Linked DNA regions of Homo sapiens: region 2 is linked to region 1. A link is a loop called in an ENCODE intact Hi-C map of the cell type or tissue named here. Cell type or tissue: lower lobe of right lung. All regions are shown on one strand. Each heading gives the region's core, and the rest is flanking DNA. Links, peaks and the distances in the headings are about the cores only.

Region 1 (9,587 bases), core at 1,249-9,248:
GTGAGCTGTACAAAGTCTCAATACAGTTATAAAGCTATAACATTCAGAAGGGTGTGTGTAGGAGGGTGGACGGGTGCTCAGAAGGAAGCTCTAAAGCCACAAGGAGAAATTTCACCCCCTTTGGACTGGACATGGGCTGGGCTCTGGCAAATTGCACAATGCAAGGTGCTGACATTATTGCCCACTAGGTCACATTGCCTAAGAGTAGCAATTTATAAAATCTCATTAGAGAGTGCCTGTGTAAATTCTTTATTTCTGGGCCACCCGTGTACTTCCTCATTAGTAAGGAGGAGAATTAGGTGAAGCTCATGGTTGTGGATTGCTGCAGTTTGCACAGACTTTACAAAAAGAGCTTCAGCTGGTGTCCTGCCCCTCTAGGGCACTCACTGGGGCTTTCACGCTGGCATTGGAAAAGTGGGCATCGGCAAGTTCCGTGGCTGAAGAGGAAAAAGAAAAGCAAGCTTTCACCCGCCCTGGGTGAACTGTGAATTCTAAAGTGTGTCCCCAGGAATATTGGGAGACCTCAGCAGTTTACACTTGGTGGGTTGAACAGGGTTTGTTAGTATGAATTATTCATCCAATATTGAACACCTACCTGTGCACAGCACGCTTGCCTAGTGAAGAGAGCAGGGCTGCTGTTCCTGCTCTGTGCCCGGGTGGGAGGCAGACACAGGGGCTGTCATGGGAGAAGCTGGGCTCAAACAGCCCATGAAAAGGGACCCATGCACAGGCACAAAAGCCCCGAGGAAGAAGCCAGCTTGGTGCACTCGACGGAGCATCACCCACTTGGCTCAACAAATGTGTGGTGGTATGTGCATGTGTGTGTGTGTGTGCATGTGTGTCTCACACATGCGTATTTATCTACATATGCAAGAGGATAGGAAGAAATACAGGAAAACACTTTTGTAATCTTGTGGTTGAGAAAGCTGGCATAAACAAGGCACACAATGCCAGACACTATGGCCTTCAGGCCTCCCTGCCACGGGGATGCTGCCTTTTCTGCTCCGGGTGTTTCCACGAGGCAGGCATGGAATCTTCCCTGGACAAGCGACATACCGTGGAGAGACAGGTAAGAATTTCTACACATAGGAAGGGTGGAGCAGCCATGGTCTTAGATGTGAGCCCAAGGGAAGACAGCCTGATATATTTTACTGGGCCATATTTGAAATTTCTGCACAGCGGAAGACACCATACAGTAAACACAGGAGCCTGCGAGAGAACCTCTGCCGAGCACCAGTGAACGGCCAAGTGACACGAGTGACACCATGAGCTTGGTGCCCTCTCCATCCCAAGCCAGAGGCGGAAGCCAGGCCCTTCCTCCCAGCCCAGACTCCTACATCCCAAACTTGAGCCATGGCACACATGCTGGGCACTTACTCTGTGCATAGCAGAGGGAGCTGAGCTGCATCCAGAAACAGACCTAGGAGCTCACAGACCCAAGGCCTGGGTCTCCACCCCTGGAAGAGGGTGGTGCCGAGAGCAGGGCCCCCGGCTGTCACTGGCCCGGAGCTCACCGTGCAGGGGCAGCCCAGGCCCTCCGGGGATGGCACTGGGGTGTCGGAGGCCAAGGAGCAGAAACAGCTGTGGATGCTTCCCTCGGAGGACTGGGTGGGGCCGGGACCACCAGGACCTGCCCACCACCTTCTCTATGGGGCATCTGGCTGTGTCTGGGAGTATCTTGTGGAAGGGTCCTTTTTACCATGTGGGATCGGTGGTCCAGACTTGTCTGGGAGCCAAGGATACCAGGCATGTCAAGTAGGCTCTTCCAGAAGGTTTTCCCTCCTGGGATGTCTGTGTCTCTGCCCCTCTCCTGCTGCCTGCATCAGGAAGGGAGGGAGCAGATGGGCTGGTGAAGTGAGCAATGTCAGTCACATGCATGGACTGTCCAGGGCTCATTCTGTGCTGAGGGTCCTCCCGTGAATACGTGGCTCACCAGCGTCCCACCCCATAGAGAAGGTGGGGGGCTGGCCCTGGCAGCCAGGGCTGGAGTGGGAGGAGGTTGACCAGGAGCATGGGGGTGAGGGAGAAAGAGAGAGGGACCCCACTGTGCTGCCCTAGCACAAGGGACACTGGTCTTCCTGATTCCTGGCCTTCCACGAGGTGGGACGCCCCTCCTTCTCTGGGCTCCTTCTCTGCCCCGCGGGGTGGTGGATGCAGTAGGGACCTTCCACCTCAGGACCTCAGGAGCCGCATATGTGGTACACAGTGGGCCTCCTCGACAGCTGCTCATGAGCAAACAGGCCCAACTCCTTCTGGTGGCAAAGACACAGACACACACAGACACATAAGCACACACAGACAGTGACAGGACAGAAAGGAACCTTCCCCGGGGTTTCCCAGACACACCCAGATGTCTACCTCAGCTCTGCCCCAAGTCAGAGGATTGCAGCAATTCTTACCGTGAAGAGTGCTGGGGAAACCACGTCATCAACCCCGATCCTCTCGTTTTCATTTCTGGGTTCTGACAACAGCCCCAGCTCCACCCCTTGAAACAAGTGACCGAAAAATGGACAACATGTAGTCACTCTGGGCAAAGAGGCCACCCCAGTGGGGGTATGGGGGACAGAGGGCCCCACCCTGGGAGGACAGCACTGTCCCCTGTCCAAGGGCAGGTGCAGCCACCTCCTCCACCTCCCTATTCCCCCCACCCTTTGTCCCCCCCGCCCCCCCGAGCTTGGCCCCTTTGCTTGGAGAGATCCTTTGGTTTTTTCGATCACTTGCTTCTAGGCTGAGGAGGGCGGGGCTGTTGTCAGAGCCCAGAATCAAAGCCAGAGGAGCAGGTGGACGCTGAGACTGTCCCCTCACCCTGCTCCACGGGCAATGTTGAAGTGGGCATCTGGGTGTGTCTGGGGTATCCCAAGGAAGGGTCCTTTTCGTCATGTCACTCTGTTGGGGGCGGGGCACAGGAGCAGGGAGCCCTTTCTCTCCCGAGCTCCTCAGACTCCCAGCTTCCCTGGGTCTCATCTCAGAGCTTTGCCTATGACCTGGGAGCCCTGTGGGTCCAGGGGAGGGGACTGGACGCAGCCCCATGACAATGCTCAGACCTGGGCTAGGAACTGGAAGCCTGTGGTTCCTCTGGGCTGTAGGGGTTGGGGCCCCACAGTGATGGCAGAGCCAGGACCTCATACACAGCAGCATGGACTCCAGACCCGAGCGGGACCTCCGTTCTGGTCCCAGGGTGACCTGGGCTGAGTGGCCCAGCAATCAGGGACCACTTCAGGGTCCCTCTGCACTGGTCTGTCCCTCTCACCCAGTCTGGACCCCTGTGGGGCACTTGCCCTGTCCCCAGTTTTCCTTACAGGGGACCTGGGCAAAGCCCAGGGAAGCTTGCACCTGTTAAGGAGGCCATTCTCCTGCCTCCCCCTTGGGGATCCAGTTTCTTTCTCTCGCCTTGGACCTTCCCCAGGATCCTATGGAAACTCCAGCAAGACCTGGTATTTTATCACATTTTCACAGTTATCGCATTGATTGTTCAGCCAACATTCCAGGGACAGAAATGGGGGAGGGGCTGTCCTTCCCCAGGAAAGGGTGGAATCTCCTTCCGTCTTCCTTACAGTTGGCCTAGGGAAGGTGCACACTCTTAACCACCCCTGGGTTCCCCTGATGCCTTGAAGACCCTGCCTTGCCCTGGCTGCAGGGGGACCAGGAAGGGGCCAGTTGTGTCTGGGACATTCCTGCCGGGAGAGAGTCAGGCCCTAGTGCACAGAAGGATGTGGGTGTGGTCGGTGGGGGCACTGGCAGGGGGTAGGGCACATAAGTCCCTGGGGAGCTCACTCAGAGGTTCCAGGTTGTGGCCCTTATGGAAGTTCCTGGGTCCAGGGGCTAGAGTGAGACTGTTCCCCGCTCATGTCTGGGCTGCAGACGCCCAACCAGTGGCTCCCCCTGTCCACCCTTGGCAAGGGAGGGTCCTGGCCTCCCTCTCTGCTAGTGGGGACCCCCCAACACCCTGTCTTCTCTCCTCTCTGGAGCTCTGCCTGGGTGCATGGCTTGTACAGTGAGTTACTGAGAATTGAACTCTGGACAGTAGCTGGGCCCCACTTTGCTTTAAACATTTTAGTCTGAGGCCTTCTTTGTCATCAGATGAGAAGGTTCACAGATGTGCAGATGTGCTGATAGTCTAACCTGACTGGTTTGTAAAACTAGAAAGAGAAACAGACAATGTGCCTGTTTCTGTGATGGGCCATAAAGTGGATCTTACAGATTTGGAGACATTCTGGAAGATCTGGACCTGTCTGGATCAGAGAGGGGAGGCAGGCATGGGCCAGTCATGAATCCAGTGGGGCTTGGGCCAGCTGGGGCAGCAGGGAGGAGGACGTGCCCAGGGTGGGTGAGCTGGGGAGACCCTGGAACCCAAGGCTGAGGACCCAGAGCCAGGAGATGCAGGAGACGCCCCAGGGATGCTGAACAAAGCGCTGTCCCCTGTTGCAGCTCTCCTGGGTCTCCCCATAGAAAGCTCATGTGGGGGCTGTCCTGACCATGGGTCCAGGGGTGTATTTGCTCCAGGGGCATTTGATGCATTATTGAGCCAGGGGAAAGGCCATCACACTCTGGGCAGCAGGAGCCACCGGGAAGGGTTGGGGAAGGGTTGGATCCTCCCAAAGTTGGTACAAGTGTGGTCTCTGGCCCAGGTGGGCTGTGGGTACTGCGGGGCGTCCAGCTGTGCATGCCTCTGGTGTGAACTGGGAAGGGTGGCCTCTGGTCAGACTCACACAACACACCAAGATGAGCTCACACCAGAACCACCTGAGACTCAAATGGCAGTTGACTGCCCCCAGGGGACATCTTCTTGACTAGAAGAGTCCAACATCTGGAGACAGAATGGGAGGGGTCCTCACGGCAGAGAACAGGGCCTCTTCTAGTCTGTGGCGCCCACCAAAATGGCAGGGACACTGTGCTGAGGTGGGAGGATTGCTGGCCAAAGACAGGGGGGTCTAGTAAGAGCCAGAACAGGGGAGCAGGCAGGACAGGGGACAGCCCCTGGGCCCACAGGGCCAGCACCTTCCAGGGGCAGCTGTGCTGGGTGTAGCAGGTGGACCTGGGAAAGGACGGCGCCAGACCTGCCGCCAGGACTCAGGGGCTCACTTGGGGCAGGAGCACAGTGTCCCTCACATTTCTGCAGGGCCCAGAGGTGGGAGAAAGGGCACAGGGTGGCCCTTCTGACAGGGGGGTGGGGGTGTGTCCCTGCTGGGGACTCTGTTTCCTGGGAGGGCCTGGATCTCTAGGTACCTTTCAGAGCCTTTAGCATCTCCTCTGGGTAATGGGGATGAAAACACTCCTCCCTCTAGTTTACAATTATTAGATACACTGATGCATAGGAGGATGCAGGACCTGCTGGTCTCCCATCTTCACAGCCAGGGAAGAAGATGCAGGACCCTAACAGAGAGCACAGGATGCAGCAGGTGCCAGGGAGCCTGGACCAGGCACATCCTGCACTGGCCACAGGGGAGGACACAGGGGTGGCTGTCCTGGAGCCTGCTCTCTGGACCGCTGAGTGTTATTCAGGGTCTTTCTCCAGGGTGTGGACACCTGTCTTCTCACCTGCCCCCTGGTCTCCTGCCTTCCAGATTCCTGTGGCCCACAGGGAGCAAAGTGTGGCCAGCTCTACATCCCCATTGTCACTCCACAGTGTCTGGTGGTTCAGTGGTCAGAGTGGGCACATCAAAACCAAAGCTTGCCCAGAGGCATGGCAGAGAACTTCCTTGTTCTGACGCTAATGAGGGTGGCACACTCGGCCTGAGCTGGAGAAGGGGTGGGGCAGGGTATCGCTGACTCAGCAGCTTCCAGGTTGCTCTGATGATATATTAAGGCTCCTGAATCCTAAGAGAATGTTGGTGAAGATCTTAACACCACGCCTTGAGCAAGTCGCAAGAGCGGGAGGACACAGACCAGGAACCGAGAAGGGACAAGCACATGGAAGCCAGCCCAGCATCCGGGCCCAGGTATGGGAAGCCCCTCCGAGCACCTCTGCGCCTCAGCCTCCTCTTTGAGCTTTTCTGATGAGCACTCACCTCTCACCCTCAAACCCCTGGGGCCTCTCTTTTCCTCCTGACCCTCTCTCTGGACCTGGCCTCTTGCTCTAGGTTCCCAGTTTTGGTCCCAGCGCTGGTCTCTCCTCCGATGGTACCAATTCCAGGTCTCCTTCCACCTCCCGGGGCAGGTGCACAGGGAGCCTGAAAATCCCAATAGATAATGGTGCTGTGCCCCAGCCAGTGAAGACGGTCAGAGAGGGGATTCTCCTCACTTGTCTTTAAATGAGCATCTACTATTTCTTGCAAATGTTCCATGTATCTGGACTTGGCCTAAGCCCTTTTTATGTTCAGTGTCATCTCGTTCTCCCTAATATTAAGAAAAGGGGGTTGCTTGTAGGACTGCTTGGCTATGAGGAAGCCTTGTTTCCTTTTTTTGAGAACACAGAGCAAGTGAGTGGTAGAGCCCAGATTCATGCCCAGGTCTACTCGAAATGGTGGGGAACATTTTGAACCTTCCTTCCTTCTTTCCTTCCTTCCTTCCTCCTTCCTTCCTTCCTTCCTTCAATTCTCTCTCTCTTTCTTTCTTCTTTCTTTCTCTCTCTCTCTTTCCTTCTTTATTTCTTTTTCTTCTTTCTCTCTCTTCCCTCCCTCCTTCCTTCCCTTCTGTGCTTCCTTCCTTTCTTCCAATATTTCCCTTTCTCTCTTCCTCCCTTCCTTCCTTTCTCTTTCTTTCTTTCCTTCTTTCTTTCTTTTTCTTTCATTCTTTCCTTCTTTCTTTCTTTTACTTCCTTCCTCCCTCCTTCCTTCCTCTCTTTCTTCTTTCCTTTCCTTCCTTTCTTCCTTCCTTCCTCTCTTTCTCCCTTTCTCCCTCCCTTCCTTTCTTTTTTCTTTCTTTTCTTTCTTTCTTCTTTCCTTCTTTCTTTCTTTTCCTTCCTTTCTTTTTTCTTTCTTTCTTTCCTTCTTTTTCTTTTCCTTCCTTCCTCCCTCCCTCCCTTCCTTCCTTCCTCCATCTCTCTTTCTCTTTCTTTCTTTCTTTCTTTCTTTCTTTCCTTCCTTCTTTCTCTTTCCTTCTTTCTTTCTTTCTTTCCTTCCTTCTTTCTCTTTCCTTCTTTCTTTCTTTCTTTTGTGCTGCCTCCCAACAGAGATTTTTCTAATTCTGATTATGTCAGGATGCATAGAGAGGGGCTGGGAGAGGTCTTCAAGGTGGGGCTGGTGTTTCCAGCCCAGGAGTCCTGAGCTGCCCCATCTCAATTGCCTGAGAAGCACATTTGGGAGACCTCAGGGCACCCTAAGGGATGTGGAAAATCCTATGAATTACCCGAAAAGAAGTCCCTGGCAGGTTCCTCTCCCCAGTCATCCCCCTCAGGAGTGTCCCTGTCCCGATGCTCGGTGTGGTAGGAGTTAACCCTGCAGGCAGGAGGAAGCCCCAGAGGGTCCATCTCCAGCAGGGGCTGTGGGTGAGCAGAGCCAGGACAGGGGTGCATGGTGAGGCCACAGAATAAGACCCAGCTCTACCCCAGGGAGAGGAGCAGGGTCCTCCTCGGAGGGCCTGAGCACACTGAGCTGACCCTGGGGAGACCCTGACAAGGCTTAGACAGGCCCCAGGGCTGCAGTGATCTCCCAGTGAGCCATAGAAGGGGTCAGAGGGGGAGGTTTGGAAGTGTGCTAAGGGATGTGCGGAGCAGGGGGAAGGAGGGTGGGGTGCAAGGGAGGAAGTGTGGGGAGGGAGGAGGAGGCAGGGCAGTCCAGGAGGGCTCTTCCTCCTCTGGTCTTTTCCCTGGCTGTCCACAGACACTTGATGGATCCACACATATTCACTTCCAACTTTAACAATGGCATTGGAAGGCATAAGACCTACCTGTGCTACGAAGTGGAGCGCCTGGACAATGGCACCTCGGTCAAGATGGACCAGCACAGGGGCTTTCTACACAACCAGGTGACCGACCCAGCCATCCGAATCCGGGCAGGGCCCTTCCAATCCAGGGACATTCATAGGTAGAAGGTTCCGGATTGTACTTGTGGTTTCCTGCAGTGTTTGTCACTTGTGCTTCCTGCAGCTGCTGCTGCTTGGCCCTGGGGTTGGGGGGAGACTTCGGCTTCAGTGACTATCCATGCCCAGGTGGGGTTGAGTCTGCCCAATGGCAAAGTGCTTCCTGAGGACCCTCCCAGGATCCCCTCACAGACACAGCTCTCACCAGGAACAATTCAGCAATGTGGGATCTGAGGACTCAGGGCCTACCTGACCTCACAAGGCCAGGATGCCCCAGTGCCCTCTCCTGGGCTTCATCCTGCACGGAGAGAGACTGAGGCAGGAGAGGCTGACCAGGGATCCTGTCCTGCCCAGGGTGGAGCCCACAGCAAGGCCAGAACAGGTCCCATGTCAGGATGCAGGGATGTCCAGCATTTGGGGAGGAGCTGGGCCAGGCCAGGCTGAGGGGCCCTGAGCCCGGGGGACTTTCTTCCCTGGCCCCTACCCAGCACAGCCTCTGTCTGGAGAGACCAGGTAATGCTTGGCTCCGGTGCTGGAAACTGGGACCTTCTCTGGGCTCTATGAGCTCAATGTGGGCCTCGCTGGATCCACACACACTGCTTGGAACATCCTTTCAAGGGTGCCAGTCTCCATCACCGCCTAAGCAGTGGGACTCCCCCAGGAACGACCCACAGCCCCTTCTCAGCACAAACCATGTCATCCACTCCACCCTGCATCACTGCTGATGGAGTCCCTCCCTGTCTTTGTCCCCATCACAATCACAGTCCTTGCTGCCCTGCTGTCCCCAACTTGACCGATTCCTAGTCTTAGTGGAAAATCCTTTTCTCTGGAGTTTGGAGTAAATACCATATTTCTATAAGTCAAAATAATGACAATTATACCATGTCACAGGGACCTTCCCACGTTGGAGTGAGTCCTGCTGGTCTTCTCTTCCCCACTACTTTTGGTGGAATTCATTTTGGCCTAAGTCTATATCACATTTGGGCTCAGCACAGGTTGTGGCACAGAATAGAAGCTTCTAGAATTATGGGCCACAGATGGGATGGGAGTAGGGGAGTTGATGAGTAGAGCAGGTCAATCTCCCCTTGAAGGAAGCACACTCACTCAGGGCCATCAGGCCAATGACCTCGGGGCTCCGCCGGCCCCTCCTCCCTGCCCCCATCTCTGTAGCCCCTCCCTGCAGGGCTGGGTCTGGGGTGAGGGTCCTGAAGGCTCTGACCTTGGGTACAAAATTGATGGGGGCTCCAAATGCTCAGTAATTAGAGAAAACACATTTTAATTTAATAATTAATGCAATATTTTAAAACGCAAATTTAATACAAATAGATCATGATGAATAAAAGCAAAGATTTTAATAAAGCCTGGCAGGAGAGTGCTGTCCTGTGTATAGTGGAGCTGGGGCAAAATAAAACCTCATTGCTCCTGATCTGTTTGTATTTAAATGGGCAACATTTTGCTTATCTTGGGATTTTTGCATAACATCTGATATTTTTAATATTGCATAGAAAATCATGCATCCTAATAACCGGGGTTTTGGTGACCCCTCTAATTTCGTGCTGGAGGCCCCCGCCTCCCCAGCCCCACCTGGTCCAGGCGCTCCCTCCCTGTTCACCACACATCACCTCACA
Region 2 (10,369 bases), core at 979-8,978, 46 kb after region 1:
ATGTTGGTAGGATCCGTGATGCCTCACAAGCCGCAAAAACCAGCAAGTTTTTATTAGGGATTTTCAAAAGGGGAGGGAGTGTGTGAATAGGTGTGGGTCACAGACATCAAGTACTTAACAGGGTAATAGAATATCACAAGGCAAGTGGAGGCAGGGCGAGATCACAGGACCTCAGGACTGAGGCAAAATTAAAATTGCTAATGAAGTTTCGGGCACCATTGTCATTGATAACATCTTATCAGGAGACAGGGTTTTAAGAGCAACCCGTCTGACCAAAATTTAGTAGGCGGGAATTTCCTCTTCCTAATAAGCCTGGGAGCGCTATGGGAGACTGGAGTCTATCTCACCTCTGTAATCTCGACCATAAGAGACAGGTACGCCCTGGGGGGGCCAGTTCAGAGACCTACCCCTAGGTGCGCATTCTCTTTCTCAGGGATGTTCCTTGCTGAGAAAAAGAATTCAGCGATATTTCTCCCATTTGCTTTTGAAAGAAGAGAAATATGGCTCTGTTCTGCCCGGCTCACCGGTGGTCAGAGTTTAAGGTTATCTCTCTTATTCCCTGAACAATTGCTGTTATCCTGTTCTTTTTTCAGGGTGCCCACATTTCATATTGCTCAAACACACATGCTGTACAATTTGTGCAGTTAATGCAATTATTACAGGGTCCTGAGGCGAAATACATCCTCCTCGGCTGACAGGATTAAGAGATTAAAGTAAAGACAGGCATAGGAAATCACAAGGGTATTGATTGGGGAAGTGATAAGTGTCCATGAAATCTTTACAATTTATGTTTAGAGATTGCAGTAAAGACAGGCATAAGAAATTACAAAAGTATTAATTTGGGGAACTAATAAATGTCCATAAAATCTTCACAATCCACGTTCTTCTGTCATGGCTTCAGCTGGTCCCTCCATTTGGGGTCCCTGACTTCCCACAACACCTCCCTCCCTTCCTTGACCCTTCCTTCCCTCCTTCCCTCCCTCCCTCCCTTCCTTTCTTCCTCCCTTCTTCCCTCCCTCCCTGCCTCCTTCCCTCCCTCCCTCCCTCCCTCCCTCCCTCCCTCTCAGGAGAGAGCAGCACACTGGAATGGCTGAGCTTGAGGACCCCCCATCTGGCTTGCACAGTCACCCAAACCACCACCCCTCCCCTTCCCTCCTCTTCTGCCTTGAGGAATCTGACTGTCTGGAAACTTGTTTCTCCTTCTCCATGAACATTCTAAAGCCACTGGCCATGCACTGGTGCTACCAGGTCACCTGGAGCATCTCCTGGAGCCCTTGTCCTTAATGTGCCCAGACAGTGAACAGCTTCCTGGCTGAGCATGTCAACGTCAACGAGAAGGCTTGAAGCCTGACCCCTCCACTGCCAACAGCCAGAAATTGCAGGAAATGAGGACCCTGCACCGGGCTGGTCAGCTGTCATGTGGGATGTCAGGGGGAGGCTTTGGGCTGAAGGGTGGTTGGGAGCCGGTGGGGAGAGTCCTTGGCTAGGACTGTAGGTGACACCAAGGACAAGACTCAGGACGTGGAAGACTCAGGACGTCCACATGGAAAGGATGCCAGGGCCAAGGCCGAGAGGTGCTGGGGAGGGCTCCCCACCTGCCCCACACACCATGGCCTCAGCCCCTGTGACGGAAGCTGACTATCTCCCCCTCACCGCAGTGTTTAGCCCTGCTGGGAAGACTGTTCAGACCACCAGGGAAAGCCCTATGAGACCTGGTCCTGCCTGGAGACGGATGGACGCCACCAGCCTGTCCTGGGTCACAGCTGTCCCCAGGGCTCTTCTCTCCCTCTGTACCTTGGCGGGCCCCATCCTCTCTCCATTTCCTCCATGATAGCCACTTTCCAGATTTCTAATGCAATACGTTAGTTTAGCTTTTTCTGCACTTGCTCTAAACACCAGCACATAGTACACAATCTTCTGTGTGTGGCTCTTGTCACTCAACCCTATGTTTGCAAGGTTCACCCATTCTGTTTATCACGGTTGCAGGTCAATTCCTATTGCTGTCCACTATCCCACCCGTGAATACCCGGCACTCACTTTGCCAGTTCTGTTGTTGATGGGCATTTGGCTTTGGGTGTGATGACTGTGGCAGAGTGGAGGAAGACACGAGGGGAGCGAGGGGGCCGGGGGCCGCTGGGACCCGGCTTCACCAGGACCATGTTCTCTCTGCAGAACATTGTTCATTTATCTACTCAGTCTCTTTGATCTTTTCCAATCTGGTATGAGAATGGGCTACTGTATAGTATTTCAATGGTTACTAGGGGGAGATTAAACTGATGTCTTTGTTGTTTTAAACTGTTTTGTTTGTTTGTTTGTTAGTGGTGGTTTTCTTTTTCTTTTTTTTTTTCTTTTCTTTCTTTTTCTTTTTTTTTTTTGAGATGGAGCCTTGCTCTGTCACCCAGGGTCGAGTGCAGTGGCGTGATCTCGGCTCACTGTAAGCTCCACCTCCCAGGTTCAAGCAATTCCCCTGCCTCAGCCTCCCGAGTAGCTGGGACTACAGGCAACCACCACTACGCCTGGCTAATTTTTGTATTTTTAGTAGAGGTGGGGTTTCACCATGTTGGCCAGGCTGCTGTCGAACTCCCAACCTCATGATCTGCCTGCCTTGGCCTCCCCAAGTGTTGGGATTACAGGCATGAGCCACCACGCCTGGTCTGTTTTAAACTGTTTTTTTTTTTTTTTTTTTTTTTTTTCCCAAGACAAAGTCTTGCTGTGTCGCCCAGGCTGGAGTGTAGTGGCACGATCTCGGCTTACTGCAAGCTCCGCCTCCTTGGTTCACACCATTCTCCTGCCTCAGCCTCCCAAGTAGCTGAGACTACAGGCGCCCGCCACCACACCTGGCTAATTTTTTGTATTTTTAGTAGAGACGGGGTTTCACTGTGTTAGCCAGGATGATCTCGATCTCCTGATCTCGTGATCCACCCGCCTCGGCCTCCCAAAGTGCTGGGATTACAGGCATGAGCCACCGCGCCCGGCCACAAAGTGTTTTTAAGGAAATTTCTATCCACTCTTACTCCCTTTCATCCCGTAACACGTAGCTCTACTAGCCTGCTATTGGGCTTTCCTGCTAATGAACAAAGTTCCATAGCCTCATTCTAAAAATTGTGCACATCTTTGTATATACGAAATACTATAAGATAAAGATGAAGATGTCCCCTCTCCCCTGCAGCAACTGAGGGGGGAGATCTTGCTTTTATAGAACGAGTTCAATGAATCTGAACGTAAGAGTAAAGTCTGGCCGGGCATGGTGGCTCATGCCTGTAACCCCAGCACTTTGGGAGGCCGAGGTGGGCAGATCACCTGAGGTCAGGAGTTAGCAGAGAGCAGAGAGCAGCCTGGCCAACGTGGTGAAACCCCGTCTCTACTAAAAATACAAAAATTAGCCAGACGCGGTGGCGTGCGCCTGTAATCCCAGCTACTCGGGTGGCTGAGGCATGAGAATTGCTTGATCCTGGGGGGCGGAGGTTGCAGTGAGCCGAGATCGTGCCACTGCACTCCAGCCTGGGCAACAGGGCGAGGCTCCGTCTCAAAAAAAAAAAAAGAAAAGAGTCAAGTCTGATATTGACAGAGCATCAGTCCTGATTTTATGTGCTATTGGATACTGGTAGGAACGCTTGTCACTGTTACCAAGCAGCACAAGGGGAGCAGTGTGAGTGGCAACTCTGCAGCCGGCTGCCTGGGTTTCATCCTGCTTCTGCCACTTACTGGATTGTGGCATTTAGCAAGTTACTTAGCACCTCTGTGCTTCAGTCTGTCATATGAAATGGAGATGATAATACAACTTCTTCATTGTGGGTTGTGAGGCTTAAACGAGTTTGTTCATATTCATATTATAGCTACATATATTATAAAGAGCACCTGGCCCATAGTGAGCCATTTAGAATATTGGTTTGTTATCTATCACCAGAAATCTGTCCCTGAAAACAGAGTGTTAAAAATCATCTTGATGGTCGGGCACAGTGGCTGATGCCTGTAATCCCGCACTTTGGGAGGGCGAGGCGGGTGGATCACCTAAGGTCAGGAGTTTGAGACCAGCCAGACCAATATAGTGGAACCCTGTCTCTACTAAAAATATGGAAATTAGCCAGGCGTGGTGGGGTGTGCCTGTAGTCCCAGCTACTTGGGAGGCTGAGGCAGGAGAGTTGCTTGAACCCGGGAGGTGGAGGTTGCAGTGAGCTGAGATTGCGCCACTGCACTCCAGCCTGGGCGACAGTGAGATTCCATCTCAAAAAAAAAAAAAAAATCATCTTGCAGGCAAGGTGCAGTGGCTCACATATGTAATCCCAGCACTTTGGGAGGCTGAGGTAGGTGGATCGCTTAAGCCTAAGAGTTGAAGACCAGCCTGGGCAACATAGTAAAACCCTGTCTCTACAAAAAATACAAAAATTATCTGGATGTGGAGGCGTGCACCTGCAGTCCCAACTACTTGGGAGGCTGAGACAAGAGGATCACCTGAACCTGGGGAGGTCAAGATTGCAGTGAGCTGTGATTGAGCCACTGCACTCCAGCCTGTGTGACAGGGCAAGACTGTATCTCAAAAAAAAAAAAAAAAAAGAAAAAGAAAAAAAATCATCTTGCAAAAGTTGTATAAGACCCATACACAGAAAACTACAAAACTCTACTAAGAACTAAGAGAAAGTTTTTAAAAACACCTAAATCAATGGTGAGATATACCATGTTTTGGGATTGAAAGACTTAATATTAAGAGGTTAAATCGGCCAGGTGCGGTTGTGCATGCCTGTAATCTCAGCACTTTGGGAGGCTGAGGTGGACAGATCACTTGAGATCAAGAGTTTGAGACCAACCTGGCCAACATGGTGAAACCCGGTCTCTACTAAAAATACAAAAAATTAGCCAGGCGTGGTAGCGTGCACCTGTAATCCTAGCTACTCAGGAGGCTGAAGCAGTAGAATTGCTTAAACCTGAGGTTGCAGTGAGCAGAGATCCAGCCACTGCACTTCAGCCTGGGTGACAGAGCAAGACTCCATCTCAAAAAAAAAAAAAAAAGTTTACAGATTTGATGCAATCCTAATCAAATTCTCAGGGTTTGGGGTCAGCTCTTCTGCCCCCTTGCGGAAGCTCTGTAATGTGTGCACTAAGTCAGGATGCCCTCCCTTCCCAGCGGTCAGATTTCAGGGCTAGCCACAGAGACCGCCCTGGCAAGTCTGCTGGGAGGAAGTGAGGCAGCAGCCCTTTTCTGGCATGCTCACATCTCCTTGGCGTGAAGCAGCACCTGGGCCTGCAGCTGCCAGGAGCAGTCCTAGATGGTCCCTGAGTGTCTCTGATCCTGAGCCAAGTGTGTGTCTTTAGCTCCTTGAGGAAGGTCCCCAGTAGGACACAATTAAAGTCAGAGGCAAGAACGATGACATGGGTTCTGTCTCTCCTCGTACGCTCCACAGCTCAGACCTGTGGGTTCCAGCTGGCTCTTGCTCTCCCACACCTAGCATCCCTCATCCCTTTCTGATGGCCCCTTGAACCACCCCGCCGCAGACTTCAAGCTCCAACATCACAGGCAGTGAAGACAACATTTTATGGGGGTTGCTTAACCAGCCCCTGCAACTGGATAAGGTCAGATTCAGATTTTTTAAAATTCGTAAACAAAATATATACATCTTAGTGGTTCTGTTTATTGGCTGAACCCCAACTAATACACCCCTAAAAAGCATTACCGTGGCAGGGTACAGTGGCTCATGCCTGTAATTCAAGCATTTTAAGAGGCAAAGTTGGGGCCGGGTGCAGTGGCTCACGCCTGTAATCCCAGCACTTTGGGAGGCTGAGGCAGGCGGATCACAAGGTCAGGAGATCGAGACCATCCTGGCTAACACAGTGAAACCCCATCTCTACTAAAAAAAAAAAAAAAGAATACAAATTTGGCCGGGCGTGGCGGTGGGCGCCTGTAGTCCCAGCTACTTGGGAGGCTGAGGCAGGAGAATGGCGTGAACCCGGGAAGGGGAGCTTGCAGTGAGCTGAGATTGTGCCACTGCACTCCAGCCTGGGCAACAGAGCGAGACTCCATCTCAAAAAAAAAAAAAAAGAGGCAAAGCTGGGAGGATTACTTGAGCTGGGGAGTTTGAGGTTGCAGTGAGCCATCACTGCACTCCAGCCTGGGCAACAGAATAAGATCCTGTCTCTAAAAAATTAAAAAATTAAATTTAATTAATTAAAAATTTAAAAATTAAAAAAATGTTTAAAAAGCATTATTCTCTGCTGGGTTCGGTGGCTCACACCTGTAATCCCAGCACTCTGGGAGGCCAAGATGGGCATATCACTTGAGGTCAGGAGTTGGAGACCAGCCTGGCCAACATGGTGAATCTCCGTCTCTACTAAAAATACAAAGATTAGCCGGGCGTGGTGGCAGCTGCCTCTAATCCCAGCTACTCGGGAGGCTGAGACAGGAGAATCGCTTGAGCCCAGGAGTGGGAGGTTGCAGTGAGCCGAGATCGTGCCATTGCACTCCAGCCTGGGTGACAACAATGAAACTCTGTCTCAAAAAAAAAAAAAAAGAAAAAAGCATTATTCTCCTACATCTCTCCAAAATTACTTAAAATATTTTAAGGGACAAATGGATATCGATTTCCAATGAGTTCAGGGTAGGCTGTGCTGCTAGACACGGTGGTGTCCGTATTTGAGCTCGATTCCCGTTCTTGCTAGGGTAGCACGTTATCGCTCCTAAATCATTCACGCGTTAAAGACAAAATCATAGTGTGAATTAGGCACACTTAGAACTCAATGATCTTTTTTTCTTTTTTTTGAGGCGGAGTCTCGCTCTGTTGCCCAGGCTGAAGTGCAGTGGCACGATCTCGGCTCACTGCAACCTCCGCCTCCTGGATTCAAGCAATTCTCCTGCCTCAGCCTCCAGAGTAGTGCTCTAGCAAATTAACTGAACCCAAAGAATGGGTCATGGGAACCTCAACTTGAAGCCTGTTGGTCAGACACTCCAGATGTCTGAGCTTTCTACTGGTGTCTAAAGCAGGGGCAGTTTTGGGGACTGGGCCCTCAACCTGTGAGATCTGACACCATCTCAAGGCAATGTTGGATGTGACTGAGAGGACACCTGGCTGGTGCCTGCTGAAGAATGGATTGCTTGTTTGTTGGTGGGAAGAAATCCCCCACATTTGGTCACAGAAGTCTTCTGTGTTGACTGTTGTTGTGTTGGTGCGAGAGCAGAGGAAAAACACGGCTTGAGTTTGTGTGTTTTTCTACACACTCAGTTTCCCAAGCCCTCTTAATTCCCAGCCGTTGCTTGTTGCCTGTTGCTGGGGTCTCCCGGCCAAAGCTGAATGCCTCTTCACAAGACCTTGTCGTGAGTCTTTCTGTGGTGTATCTGTCTGACCCTCACCCATCTGAAGCTTTCTGTAGGATGTTAGGTACATAATCTCTCTTTGACCATGGTTTTAACTCCCGGCCACCAATTCCAGGGCAGATGGAAAAGTCGTGCTTGGCCTTCTAGCACACTTACATAAATATTCCATAAAAGTAAGAATCACCAAAACTGACACAAAATGGAGAAAAATCACTCAGTTAGGTCGATCATCAATGAGGACACTGAAAAGGTAACCAATCCTCACCTAACCTCAGGCCTTGATGGTTTTACTGGCAATTTCTACCAAATTGTCAATGAACAGATCATTCCACATTACAGAGACTATTCCAGAGAAAAGAAAATGATGGGAAGCTTCCCAAATCATGACCGAGGTTTATCACAACCCTGATGCTACAACTGGGCAAAAATAGAAAACAATTTTTTAAAAACTATAATTCATGAGTAATTTCAGTCAATGAGACACAGCAGCCCAGGAACTGAAGAGTCCCTGACTAAAAAGGCATTAAATCTGGCCGGGTGCGGTGGCTCATGCCTGTAATCCCAGCACTTTGGGAGGCTGAGGCAGGCATATCACCTGAGGTCAGGAGTTCAAGACCAGCCTGGCCAACATGGTGAAACACTCCTCTCTACTAAAGATACAAAAATTGGCCGAGCGCGGTGTCTCATGCCTGTAATCCCAGCACTTTGGGAGGCCGAGGTCGGCAGATCACCTGAAGTCAGGAGTTCGAGACCAGCCTGGCCAACATGGTGAAACCTCATGTCAACTAAAGATACAAAAAATTAGCTGGGTGTGGTGGCATGTGCCTGTAATCCCAGCTACTAGGGAGGCTGGGGCAGGAGAATCTGTTAAACCTGGGAGGTGGAGGTTGCAGTGAGCCGAGATCACACCATTGCACTCCAGCCTGGGTGACAGGGCGAGACTCCATCTCAAAAAACAAAAACAAAAACAAAAAACAAAAATTAGCCAGGTGTGTTGGCACGCACCTGTAATCCCAGCTACTCAGGAGGTTGAGGCAGGAGAATCACTTGAACCCAGGAGGCAGAGGTTGCAGTGAGCTGAGATCGTGCCACTGAACTGCAGCCTGGGTGATGGAGCGAGACTCAGTCTCAAGAAAAAAAAAAAAAACAGAAAGGTATTTAATCTGCAGGCCCCAGAGCTGATGGCTTCCCGGAGCTGGGCAGGTCCACACTCCCTCAGCCTCAGGACCAAGTGTCCGTGTGCGTGAGTGACAAGGGGCCTCAGAAGCTACACGTGGGAGTCCTGAGACTTCCGCTCTGTGCTGTTACACACGTTGTCCCACCTGTCCTGTATCTTTTCTTAAAGCCAAGGAAATGCATACTGGGTGAAGCCTATCACGTCTCTTTTGATAGTCAATCCAAATCACAAGCCACTACTACTTGTCAAACAGAATGATATTGCAACTATATCAATAGATTAAAGGAGAAAAACCACATGACCATCTCAATCATAAAAAACAGAAAGCATATGCTATTAAAATAGCATCTTAGGACCAGGCACTAATCCCAGCATTTTGCCTGTAATCCCAGCATTTTGGGAGGCTAAGGCAGGTGGATTACTTGAGGTCAGGAGTTAATGACCAGCCTGGCCAACATGGTGAAACTCCATCTCTACTAAAAATATAAAAATTGGCCAGGTGTGAAGGTGAACACCTGTAATCCCAGCTACTCAGGAGGCTGAGGCAGGAGAATCGCTAGAATCCGGGAGGCAGAGGTTGCACTGAGCCGAGATCGTGCCAATGCACTCCAGCCTAGGCAACAGAGCAAGACTCCATCTCTAAGATAAATAAAATAAATAAAATAAAATAAAATAAAATAAAATATAAAATAAAATAAAAAATAAAATAAGTGAAATGAAATGAAATAAAACAAAATAGCGCCTTAGAAGATGCAAAGGTAGCTTAGAAGCTATCTTAAGAGCTTGAAGCATGCTGCCATGCCAAAGAAAGCATTCCCAGTTCAACAAAAGTCTTAGCAAGCTTTCTTCATCTCATAAAAGGTTTCTAGATAAAAGGTTAGTCTACTACAAGTATCTACTAGATGGTGAAATCAAAGTCAAGAGAAAAGGCTGGCTCCTGAAACCCCAATCCAGCATTGGGCTAGAGGTTTCTGCCAACAGAAAAATGGGCAAATGATATGCACAGGCAATTTATAGAAGAAATGAAATAAGCAATAAAATATGCAAAATTGAACAGCCTTATTAATATACAAGTAAACACTAGTGGGAATATCAACTGGGAATCTCACTTTGGAGAGTGTGGCAGACACTAAAGGCAGGCTCACCCAAATGAATAAAAATAAAATGTAATGCAAATAGTAACCAAAAGAGAGCAGCAGTGGCTACACTAATATCAGATAAGAGATTTTTTTTAACCAGGTGTAGTGGCTCACGCCTGTAATCCCAGCACTTTGGGAGGCCGAGGTGAGCCGATGACCTGAGGTCAGGAGTTCAAGACCAGCCTGACCAACATGGTGAAACCCCGTCTCTACTAAAAATACAAAATTAGCTGGGCGTTGTGGCGCATGCCTGTAATTCCAGCTACTTGGAAGGCTGAGGCAGGAGAATCGCTTGAACCGAGGAGGTGGAGGTTGCAGTGAGCCAGGATCTCACCATTGCACTCCAGCCTGGCCAACAGAGCGAGACTCTGTATCAAAAAAAAAAAAAATTTACACACTTAATAACAGACCATCAAAATGTATGAAGCAAAAATGAACAGAATTGAGGGAGAATTAGAGTTCTACAATAATTGGAGACTTCAATACCCAATGCTCAATAATGGACAGAACAACCAGATAGAAAAAAAAGGAAGGAAATAGAGAACTCAACACAATAAGCCAACTAGGTCTAACAGACATATACGGAACACTTCACCTAATAACAGCAGACAGCTGCTGTGGAAAACAGCATGGCAGTTCCTCAAAAAATTAAAAATAGAATGGCCAGATGATCCAGCAATTCCACTGCCGGGTGTACACTCAAAAAAATTGAAAGCAGAGTCTCAAGGAGGTATTTGTACACCCATGGAA

The links. Hi-C counts contacts between places; a loop is a spot of excess contacts. Peaks named below come from ENCODE experiments on the same cell type or tissue, not always from the same donor. Only the 100,000 strongest peaks of a DNase experiment are listed, where the experiment ranks them.
Region 2: a loop joins it to region 1, with 3 times the contacts of the local background. A loop is called at or near these places in 9 of 110 quality-filtered maps.

The regions. Positions count from the first base shown.
Region 1 is chr22:38,951,782-38,961,368 of GRCh38, forward strand. It overlaps APOBEC3A (apolipoprotein B mRNA editing enzyme catalytic subunit 3A), which reads left to right and starts at 5,828. Exons shown (of 5, transcript NM_145699.4): 1 at 5,828-5,939; 2 at 7,761-7,905. The coding sequence starts at 5,911. RefSeq lists an enhancer at 2,541-3,420. In lower lobe of right lung, for the core only: no CTCF peak of the experiment used is centred there; DNase peaks (open chromatin) are centred at 2,410 and 5,730; H3K27ac peaks cover 2,028 bases; H3K27me3 peaks cover 331 bases.
Region 2 is chr22:38,998,206-39,008,574 of GRCh38, forward strand. It overlaps APOBEC3B-AS1 (APOBEC3B antisense RNA 1), which reads right to left and starts at 15. Exons shown (of 5, transcript NR_104187.1): 1 at 1-15. RefSeq lists an enhancer at 1-520. In lower lobe of right lung, for the core only: a CTCF peak has its summit at 5,057 (motif pointing left); a DNase peak (open chromatin) is centred at 5,146; H3K27ac peaks cover 376 bases.